2 separate regions of the Homo sapiens genome follow, and region 1 is linked to region 2. A link is an interaction called in ENCODE POLR2A ChIA-PET data of the cell type or tissue named here. Cell type or tissue: Panc1. All regions are shown on one strand. Links, peaks and the distances in the headings refer to the core of each region. The heading gives the core; the rest is flanking DNA. Region 1 overlaps OTUD7B (OTU deubiquitinase 7B). Region 2 overlaps LOC124904413 (a long non-coding RNA gene).

Region 1 (5,380 bases), core at 167-5,166, 97 kb after region 2:
AATTTTTCTATTTTTAGTAGAGATGGGGTTTCGCCATGTTGGCCAGGCTGGTCTTGTGATCCGCCTGCCTTGGCCCCCGAAAGTGCTGGGATTACAGGCGTGAGCCACCGCGCCTGACCTAAAACATATTATTATTATTATTATTATTTTTCTTTGAGATGGAGTTTCACTCTTTTTGCCCAGGCTGGAGTGCAATGGTGCGATCTCAGCTTATTGCAACCTCCGCCTCCTGGGTTCAAGCGATTCTCCTGCCTCAGCCTCCTGAGTAGCTGGGATTACAGACATGCACCACCACGTCCGGCTAATTTTGTATTTTTAGTAGAGATGGGGTTTCTCCATGTTGGTCAGGCTGGTCTGGAACTCCCGACCTCAGGTGATCCACCCACCTCGGCCTCCCAAAGTGCTGGGATTACAGGCATGAGCCACCGTGCCTGGCTTAACATATTCTTTAAGAAAGGTTTTCTGGACTGTTTGTTGAACTTGAGATGATCATTATTTCGTCCAAAGTCTTCTGTAGATAGACCTCTGTTTTGGGCACTAGGAGACGGAGTAGCTTAAAGAGCTCCTAATTCAGTGGGCTCTGAGTTAGAACAGGAGCACAGGAGTAGGGTCAAATTGATAACTCCAATGCAGAATGTATAAAAGTTGAGGGGATGCAAAGTGGCTAGACTTGGTTAGTTTTGATTAGTCAAGACTTTCTTGAGATTAGTTTCGAGCAGAATTTGGCATAGAGAAATGTATAATAAAGAACATTCTAATGTCTGGGCCTCTCACCCGGAAGCCACGTATCATATGGTTGCTCATTGTTCTAAATGAACAGTAAGGCTTTATTCTACTATCTCCTTATTACAGAAGGGAGTCAGATTGCAGTGGGGGAGAAAGCTGACTGACTGGAACCCAGGAAGGACAGTGCCATCCTGGGTGACCCTTCCCTCATCATGACAGAAGCCCTTCTCTGGAGCAAGGCAGTCACTAGGCAATCACTCAGAGGACGGAGTTCATAGGTGTCCATCCTTTTCTACCTGGCTAATTTCTATAGCCATGGCTGCAGGGAGCTCCCTGAGCCAGATGGATGGGCTAGAGGTCCCTGGGGGATTCCCCCACCCCAGGCTGCTGGGATAACTGTCAACAGTGTTCTTGTCTCTTCCAGGCTCCTCTGGCCCAGCCTGAGTCCCCCACCGCCTCAGCTGGAGATGAGCCCCGGTCCACTCCTGAGTCTGGAGACTCAGACAAGGAGTCAGTTGGCAGCAGTTCCACCAGCAACGAGGGCGGCCGGCGGAAGGAGAAGTCAAAGCGAGATCGGGAGAAGGACAAGAAGAGAGCAGATTCTGTGGCTAACAAACTGGGCAGCTTTGGCAAAACCTTGGGCAGCAAGCTCAAGAAGAACATGGGGGGCCTGATGCACAGCAAGGGTTCAAAGCCTGGAGGGGTGGGGACAGGGTTGGGAGGAAGCAGCGGCACTGAGACACTGGAGAAGAAGAAGAAAAACTCACTGAAGAGCTGGAAGGGTGGCAAGGAGGAGGCAGCTGGGGATGGGCCTGTGTCTGAGAAGCCCCCAGCTGAGTCTGTTGGTAACGGAGGGAGCAAGTATAGCCAGGAGGTGATGCAGAGCCTGAGCATTCTGAGGACTGCCATGCAAGGGGAGGGGAAGTTTATTTTTGTTGGAACCCTGAAGATGGGTCACCGTCACCAGTATCAGGAGGAAATGATCCAGCGCTACCTTTCTGATGCTGAGGAGAGATTCCTGGCAGAACAGAAGCAGAAGGAGGCAGAGAGGAAGATCATGAATGGAGGAATAGGGGGTGGCCCTCCTCCAGCCAAAAAGCCAGAGCCAGATGCTAGGGAAGAGCAGCCGACCGGTCCCCCAGCAGAGTCCAGGGCAATGGCATTTTCCACTGGCTACCCTGGGGACTTTACTATCCCTCGGCCGTCTGGGGGCGGAGTCCACTGCCAGGAACCCCGGAGGCAGTTGGCAGGGGGTCCATGTGTCGGGGGCCTACCACCATATGCCACCTTCCCCAGACAGTGCCCTCCTGGGCGACCCTACCCCCACCAGGACAGCATCCCTTCTCTGGAGCCAGGCAGCCACTCTAAGGATGGACTTCACAGGGGTGCCTTGTTACCACCCCCCTACCGAGTGGCTGATTCCTATAGCAATGGCTACAGAGAGCCCCCTGAGCCAGATGGATGGGCTGGAGGTCTCCGGGGCCTTCCCCCAACTCAGACCAAATGCAAACAACCGAACTGCAGCTTCTATGGACACCCTGAGACAAACAACTTCTGTTCCTGTTGTTACAGGGAAGAACTGAGGAGGAGGGAGCGGGAACCGGATGGGGAGCTCCTGGTGCACAGGTTCTGAACGGGTGGAACACTGAAGGGCAAGGAGGCTAAACAAAGTTAAGCTCAACTAATTGGCTCATCAAGAACACAGTCCCCATGTTGAGGGGGAAAATGCAGTAATGTTTGTGGGAGCCTGGCTGGAAACTTTTAAGTGTGTGCACACAGGAGTGCTGCCAGGCTGGCAAGAGCAGGTCGGGGCTGGATGGCACCTCAGGGGCTGTACTATTCCTCTGCAGAGCTTGACTTGATGAGGTTTGAGGTACAAGGGGAAAAGATGGCGATTCTGTCTTATAACCTCCTGGGTCCCATCCAGGGACCTAAGAGAAAGTAGCAGGGGAAGGTTTGGTGTGTGGGGGTGGGAGGTGGGCAGAAGTCTTGGGGAGGAATGGGCAAAGGAGGTTCTCAGTCAATAAAACCAAAGTTCTTTAGGTTGGGAAAAAGCACATGGTGGAGTGAGAAGTGTGGAGGGGAAGTGGGAAATTGGACACATTTGCTATTGATTTGAATTAAGCTAGAAATTAAGGTTGGATAAATTCTTCCCCTTGAAGGATCTGGAAAGACAAGGCAGTAATGTGTCCTCATGGGTGCCTGTTAGGAGGTGGGGGTAGTTTAAATCCGTTTGTTTAGATGGGAAAGGGAGGAACTTAAGAGGGAAATCCTTTTCCTCTTAAGGTTTATTTCCTTCCAAGCAGTCATATGTCATCTGTTACAGTTTGAGAAGAGATTGCTGATTACCCCCTGTCTTTTCCTCATCTAAGTCTTTAATTGTATTTGTTTAAAGGGAAGAGTGTGGTGAGAACAGCCGTCATGTGTGTTGCATTTTCTCCAGGTGAATTGGGGCAGAGCTGATCTATTTTTTAACCACAGCAATAACCATACGTTGGGGTTTGAGTGCACCTTGGGAGGGGTGGGAGGACAGACATTTTAGCCAGAGGCTGTTTCAAACAAAACCAAAAACCTAAGTAGAGCATTACAGGCCTCTGTGGCTGCTGCGTTTCTGTAGAAAGCAACTTATTTTATTGACTTTTTTTTTTAAGGAAAAGAAATAAAAAGACCCCAGCAAGCAAAAACATTTAAAAAATGATTTTTTTTCCTCCTACTTAAGTGGTTCTTTCTCCCTTTGCTCTACTTTTGGAGAATGAACTTAACATCCCGGCTTCTTTTGTTAAGCCATAGCTGACCTTAATCTGTGGTTAGTTTATTAAAATAATTAAAAATACTTTCTAAGAAGAGATATTTTTGATATTAGGACTGATGTTGAAACATATAGGGGCAATTTATAAAAAGGTAGTTAGAGAAATATATTTTAGTGAACTATAACCACAGAGCACAGATGACTCCCAATGAGCTGATCTGTCTTTAGGTTTCTCCCTTTCCCTGACCCTTCCCTGTTCTCTAGGGGCTGGGAGTGGGGATGCGGACACAGTAGGGGGAGCTCCTTCGCATTTTGCACAAAGCACAAGTCTGAACAGCCTATGCTCTGGCCAGAGCCATTTCTAAGAGCTTTAAACCGGAAGACCTATCCTGGGCCAATTTTCCTTTTTCTTTATATTTTTTTCCGGGAAAAAAAGTCAACTATGCAATTGTATACACTCCCGGGTGCATGTGAAGAAGGGGAATAAGTGTACTTATGTGTCCAGAGTATTAACTGGGGCTGTTTTTCTGTGTTTGGATTTCTCTTTTGAGGTATGTACTCATAACCCATCCCTTGGAACGTAATCCCCACATTTGATCTAAAGCACTTGAGCGTGCATGCATGTGCGTGCGTGCATATGTGTGTGTGTTTTCCTCCTCGGTAGCCAGTCAAGATTGTCCTTGTTGGAAATGCTCACGGTTTATAAAGGTTATTTTCTCCTCAACAAACTCAGAAGTCACCTATTTTCCAAATCTGATTTAATAATTTCCTATGGCTATTAATTCTTAGGGTTTTCTTTGAAAATAGATTTGTGTTAAGGAAGCAGTGAGATTCCAAAGGAAGGGATGTGTATATGTCTAGGCAGGTCTGGAACCTGGTATGAGATGAGCACTCCCCTAAGTTGCAAAATTTAAGGGTTACTATAAAACTCATTAATCAAGATACTATAAAAAATGCAGTATTTAAAAAAATTAATGCAAAAAATTTATGTTGGATAAAATAGCGAAATCTTACAGGATCTGACAGGACTGAGATTAGGAGGAGGGAAGTGAGGCTGAATTGAATAAGTATGGGGATGAATCCTTCTTATTTAAATTTTTGATACATTGTCCATCATAGACTTTTTACATTAATTGTGATTTTTTAAAAATGTTGCATTAAAATAGTATTTATCTTGGTTACTGGGTTTTTTGGCACTCCTTAAATTTTGTGCCCAAGGTGAGTGCTTTGCTCACCTCACCCTAGTTACGTCCCTGTTTCTGTGATTTGAACACTAGCGAGAACACCACTGTGTGCGCCTCCACCCCCATCACACACCAAACAACAGGTGGCTCAGACACCCTGAATTTGCACAGCTCACCTAGCTTTCCTAATTTAGGCCTTCATATCATAGAATGGTGGCCTGGACCAATAGGAATGAAAACAGACCAGGGGTTTTCCCAGAGAATAAAGCCGGAAAAGTTTTGATTCTCCACTGGACTGCTGTGTTTGGATTTGATCTGTTGTTAGATTCTAGTTAACACTTTTGTTTTTAAAAACTAAGGACAAATGAACAAAAAACCTTGTATCATGTTTGTTTTTATTTATAAGTTAGCCAATCCCAATTCCGTTTGCTTTATTTTCAAATAAAAAAAGATGGAAATTTTGAGGGGTGGTCTAGGGGTGAATATGGTAAAATGGGGCTTTAGGCCTTATAGCTTTTTATTAAGAAATAAATTATTTTTTTTATTTGGGAGGGTAACTATTTATTGAGGCATTGAAAAACCTCTCCATTCTAAGGATGAGAGACCCTGAGACAATGGATATTTTTTATAGGAGATAGTGAAGTTTGTTTTGCTTCATTCTTTCGGGGAGGGTCTTGGTGGGATGGGGGGAGGTGAAGGAATAATGCCTGGGAAATTAATA
Region 2 (5,380 bases), core at 229-5,228:
GGTGCTTGTTAAAAATGGAGATTCCTGAGCCCTCCCCCTAGAGATTCTGACTTAATAGATCTGAGATGGGGCTCAGTATATATACTTATAATAGTACCACTGGCGATGCTGGTGCAAAGGTCTCTGGACTTTGCTTTGAGAATCATTGTTGGAAATGTATCTCTGAATACATTTCTGAATGTATTTTATATGAAGAATTTAGTTTAAAAACAAATAATGTTATCTATTTTAATATGAGATTTGAAATGTGGATCTAGAAATTATAGATATTCTTACTAATTCCTTTGCACCATTGGACAATTTTCTGTTTAGGGACATTGGCTATAACTACTATATAGACATAGTGATATATAATTTTTCTGCTTTAAAACTGAGTTTCTTACATTTCTGAATGTATTCAGAGATACATTCTGAATTCCTTACCTTAGGGCCTTAGTGGTGGGAAAGATCTCTAAATTCCTTACCTTAGGGCCTCAGCTAAGTGGGAAAGACAAATGTGTAAAATGACTCTTACAAGAAGGAGCAGGGTGAAATGAGGGCATGCTGCTCATTAGCCCAGTGGATGGGGCCAGTCTTGGGAGTCTCAGCCCTAAAGTGGAGGACTAGTTCTCTGGGTGGAAATGAGTGTAAAGGGAGGAGTGGGAGGAAAAAAATATGTATAGTGCCAACAGGTAACTAAAAAGGTAACTATCTGCTTGTAAGGTAAAAAGAACTCTTGGGGCGGGTTGCGGTGGCTCAAACCTGTAATCCCAGCACTTAGGGAGGCTGAGCGGGGGCGGATCACCTGAGGTCAGGAGCTCGAGACCAGCCTGGCCAACATGGTGAAACTCCATCTCTACTAAAAATACAAAAATTAGCTGGGTGTGGTGGTGGGCGCCTGTAATCTCAGCTACTTGGGAGATTGAGGCACGAGAATTGCTTGAACCTGGGAGATGGAGGTTGCAGTGAGTCGAGTCCGCGCCACTGCATTCCAGCCTGGGCGACAGAGTGAGATGAAGGAAGGAAGGGAGGAAGGGAGGGAGGAAGGAAGGAAGGAAGGGAGGAAGGAAGGGAGGGAGGGAGGGAGGGAGGGAGGGAGGGAGGGAGGGTCTGCACCTCTGCATTCCAGCCTGGGTGACAGAGTGAGACTCTGTCTCAAAAAAATAAATAAAGAAAGAAAGAATTCTTGGGTTAAAGGGTAAATCAAAATGGAAATTAAAGACAATACTGAAAACATTACAAAGCAAAACCTATAGTGTACAGAAAGTGGCATTCAAAAGAAGATGTATAGCTTTAGAAATGCACTCAAAGAACATAAAAGATTGAAAATCAATGAACCAAACATTAAACTCAATAAGCTAGGCAAAGAACATTACAAACAACTCTTTTAAAAGTTGGGGGATGGAATTAAAAGAGATAAAGCAGAAATTAATGAAATAAAAAACAAACAATAAAAGGCACACTCAATTAGTGTACTAAAAATCTGATTATTTGATAACCAATAAAACAGACCAATCTTTGGCAAGTCTGATTAAAAAAAGAAAGATGGAGAAGGAGAGAAAATATAAAAATAGCATCAGGGCCAGGTGCAGTGGCTCACGCCTGTTTTCCTAGCACTTTGGGAGGCCGAGGTGGGTGGATCACTTGAGGCCAGGAGTTTGAGACCAGCCTGGCCAACATTGTGAAACCCCATCTCTACTAAAAATACAAAAAATTAGCCGGGTGTGGTGGCATGAGCCTGTAATCCCAGCTACTCTGGAGGCTGAGGCATGAGAATCGCTTGAACGCGGGAGGCGGAGGATGCAGTGAGCTGAGATGGCACCACTGCACTCCAGCCTGAGCAACAGAGTGAGACTCTGTCTCGAAACAAACAAACAAAAACAACAACAACAAAGCATTGGAATGAAAAGGACATATAATCACAGAAATAGTGAAGATTTTAAAAGCATACTAATGTATTGCATATTACCTTATAGCAATAAATTTAAAATTCGGGTGAAATTTATCTAAGTATATAACAAACCAAAATTGACTCAAAAAGAGGTGGGGAATCTAAGATATTAAAAAAAATTATTGAAGAAGAAAAAGAGCACAATATAGTTAACATGACTGAACTGTACACTTAAAAATTATTAAGATGGTAAATTGTATGTATTTTTTTAACTACGATGAAACAAATTTTTTTAATTAAAAAAAGGAAAAGAGGCCAGGCGCTGTGGCAAACACCTGTAATCCCAGCACTTTGGGAGGCCGAGGAGGGCAGATCTCTTGAAGTCACAAATTTGAGACCAGCCTGGTCAACATGGCGAAACCCTGTCTCTACTAAAAATACAAAAATTAGCTGGGCATGGTGGCGGGAACCTGTAATCCCAGCTATTTGGGAGGCTGGGGCAGGAGAATGGCTTAAACCCAGGAGGCAGATGTTGCAGTGAGCAGTGACTGCACCATTGCACTCCAGCCTGGGCAACAGAGTGAGACTCCATCTCAAAAAAAAAAAAAAGGAAAGAAAAGGTCTCAAGTCTAGGTGATTTTATGGGCAAGTTATAGATAATCTCTAAAGAAGAGACAAATTCATTTGTTACTTTCACATTTCCATAGCATAGAAAATAATGAGACATTTGCAATATATTTCTGTAAGGTAAATCTTAATAAGGGAAGCAAACAAGTATGGCACAGAAAGAAATACTTGTATCAATCTCATTTATAAATGTAAATATAAAAATATTAAATCAAAAATTAGCAATTTTAATTCAACAACAGGTTAAACAAAAAATAGATCATGGATATCTACTAGAATATAAGCTCCATGAGGGTAGGAATCATTGTGAGTTCCTTTAATACAAGCTAAGTGGCCAGAAAGCTGCCTGGCATATATTAAGTACATGAATATTTGTTGAATTGAATGAACTGAATTAACCAAGTAGGTTTGATCCAACTGTGGTTGACCTTAAGGAATATGTTCAGTATACTGAAAGAAAAATAATAAAAGAGATCATCTTTCTAAGATACTGAAAACCCTATTGATAAAATTTAACTCCCATTCCTGATAAAAGCTATTGTAAGCTAGGAAAAGGAAATTTCCTTAATTTGATGTAGGCTATCTATTTAAAAACTTAAACATCACAGTTTATTATGAAACGTTAGAAGGCTTTTCATGAATAACACAAAAAATGCCTGCTATAACTGCTGCTATTCAACAGTGTTCTAGAGGTCTTAGCCAATGGAAAAGAAACATAGAAATGAGTTAAATACTGGAAAGGAAGCAACAAAAATCATTATATACACAGGCAATAGAGGTAATCTAAGACAACCAATGAAGCACTAATTTGAATTAATGAGAGTGCAATAAAATGGCTCCGTATAAGGAAAACAAAATCAGTATCTGCTCTTATGCCACAATAACTAATGAAAAAATGTAGAGGAAAAAAATTACATTTATAAGAATAACAAAAGCCTAAACTGGACAAGAAATGTGTAACACTTATATGAGAAAGAAAGTATAAATATTTTCTGAAAGACACTTTAAAACATTTTGAATAGGCCAGGCGCAGTGGCTCATGCCTGTAATCCCAGCACTTCGGGAGGCCGAGGCAGGCGATCACGAGGTCAGGAGATTGAGCCTATCCTGGCTAACACGGTGAAACTCTGTCTCTATTAAAAATACAAAAAATTAACTGGGCATGGTGGTGGGCACCTGTAGTCCCAGCTACTGGGAGGCCGAGGCAGGAGAATGGCTTGAACCCGGGAGACGGAGCTTGCAGTGAGCCTAGATCGCGCCACTGCACTCCAGCCTGGGTGACAGAGCGAGAATCCGTCTCAAAAAAAATTTTTTTTTTAATAAATGAAGAGATAATATAATTTATGATAATATTCAGTCTTATGATTATGGTAATCTCTCAATTAATCATTAAATTCAATGTAATCTCAATCAAAACCTTGATAGGAATTTGACATATGAAGAGAGAATTGAGGATAGGAACTTGACATATGAAGAGAGAATATAGACAAGAACAGACAATTGTAAAAGTTTTTTCTTTTCTGTTTTTAAAGAGCAATGAATAGCATATAGGGCTGGAAGAACTTGCTCTATTAGATATTAGAAAGACAAGAGTAATTAAGATAGTTTAGTAATGGCAAAGGAAAGCTAAATAGATTGGAATAGAGTAGAATGTATCAAAATAGATCCATATATATGGAAATTTACTTAATAATAAAGATTACATTTCAAATCAGTGGGGAAGAAATGGACAGTATAAGAGGTGTTCAGACCATTAGTTATTTATTTGGACACTAAATAAAGGTAGATTCCCTCCCTGAAACCCTACACAGAAAGAATTATAGATGAGTTAATTACTAAAATGTACAGACAAAAATTATAAAAGTACTACAGAAAATAAAAATAATTTTTATTCTTGAAACTGAGATTAGCTTTTCTAAGCAAAACATAAAACTCAAAAATCATGAAGTGCCATAATTTTAGACTTTATAATTTAAGAATGCATAATAAAAATTAAGAATAACAACTTAGGCTGGGCGAGGTGGCTCATGCCTGTAATCCCAGCACTTTGGGAGGCTGAGGTGGGTGAATCATTTGAGCTCAGGAGTTCAAGACCAGCCTGGGCAACATGACGAAATCCCGTCTCTACTAAAAATACAAAAATTAGCCAGGTGTGGCGGTGTGTGCCTGTGGTTCCAGCTACTCAGGAGGCTGAGGTGGGAGAATTACTTGAACCCAGGAGGTGGAGATTGCAGTGAGCTGAGATCATGCCACAGCACTCCAGCCTGGGCAACACAGTGAGACCCTGCCTCAAAAAAGTAAAAATAAATAAATAAATAAACAATTTAAAGAATGAAAATAAAATGTAAAACTTGGATACTAAATAGAGGAAAGAAAGAATAAAGAAAACATAGTCAATCCAATAGAAAGCAGGAAGTGAAGAGAAAAGGGTATGGAAAAGAAATCTAAAAAGCAAAAAAATAAAGTGGGGGAAAATAACTCATTTAAATGTGTCAGTAATCACAATAATTAGGATAAATGGATTACAGCACCAGTTTAGCTGGGCCCAGTGGTTCACGCCTGTAATCCTAGCACTTTGGGAGGCTGAGGCGGGTGGACTGCTTGAGCACAGGAGTTTGAGACCAGCCTGGGCAACACAGCAAGACCCTGTCACTACAACAAAAATACAAAAATTAGGGTGTGAAGGCATGCCTGTAGTCCCAACTACTTGGGAGGCTGAGGTGCCCTGAGCCTGGGGAGGTGGAGGCTGCAGTGAGCTATGATTGCACCACTGCACTCCAGCCTGGGCAACAGAATGGGACTCCATCTGAAAAAAACAAACAAAGCTACCAGTTTATAAATATATTCGTTTGTTAGATTTAAAAAGAGATATAAAATAAATAT

What was found. Peaks named below come from ENCODE experiments on the same cell type or tissue, not always from the same donor. Only the 100,000 strongest peaks of a DNase experiment are listed, where the experiment ranks them.
Region 1: POLR2A ChIA-PET joins it to region 2 with 16 read pairs; 3 of 35 experiments call an interaction of 5 or more read pairs at or near these places.

The regions. Positions count from the first base shown.
Region 1 is chr1:149,940,836-149,946,215 of GRCh38, reverse strand. OTUD7B (OTU deubiquitinase 7B) reads left to right here. Exons shown (of 12, transcript NM_020205.4): 12 at 1,151-5,380. The coding sequence ends at 2,359. Among named protein-coding and RNA genes, the nearest start is that of MTMR11, 6.6 kb to the right of the region's middle. In Panc1, for the core only: a CTCF peak has its summit at 3,766 (motif pointing right); no DNase peak of the experiment used is centred there; H3K27ac peaks cover 1,232 bases.
Region 2 is chr1:150,037,813-150,043,192 of GRCh38, reverse strand. The region is part of intron 1 of LOC124904413 (a long non-coding RNA gene); the gene reads right to left. It also overlaps a transcript of OTUD7B not described here. Among named protein-coding and RNA genes, the nearest start is that of VPS45, 27 kb to the left of the region's middle. In Panc1, for the core only: no CTCF peak of the experiment used is centred there; no DNase peak of the experiment used is centred there.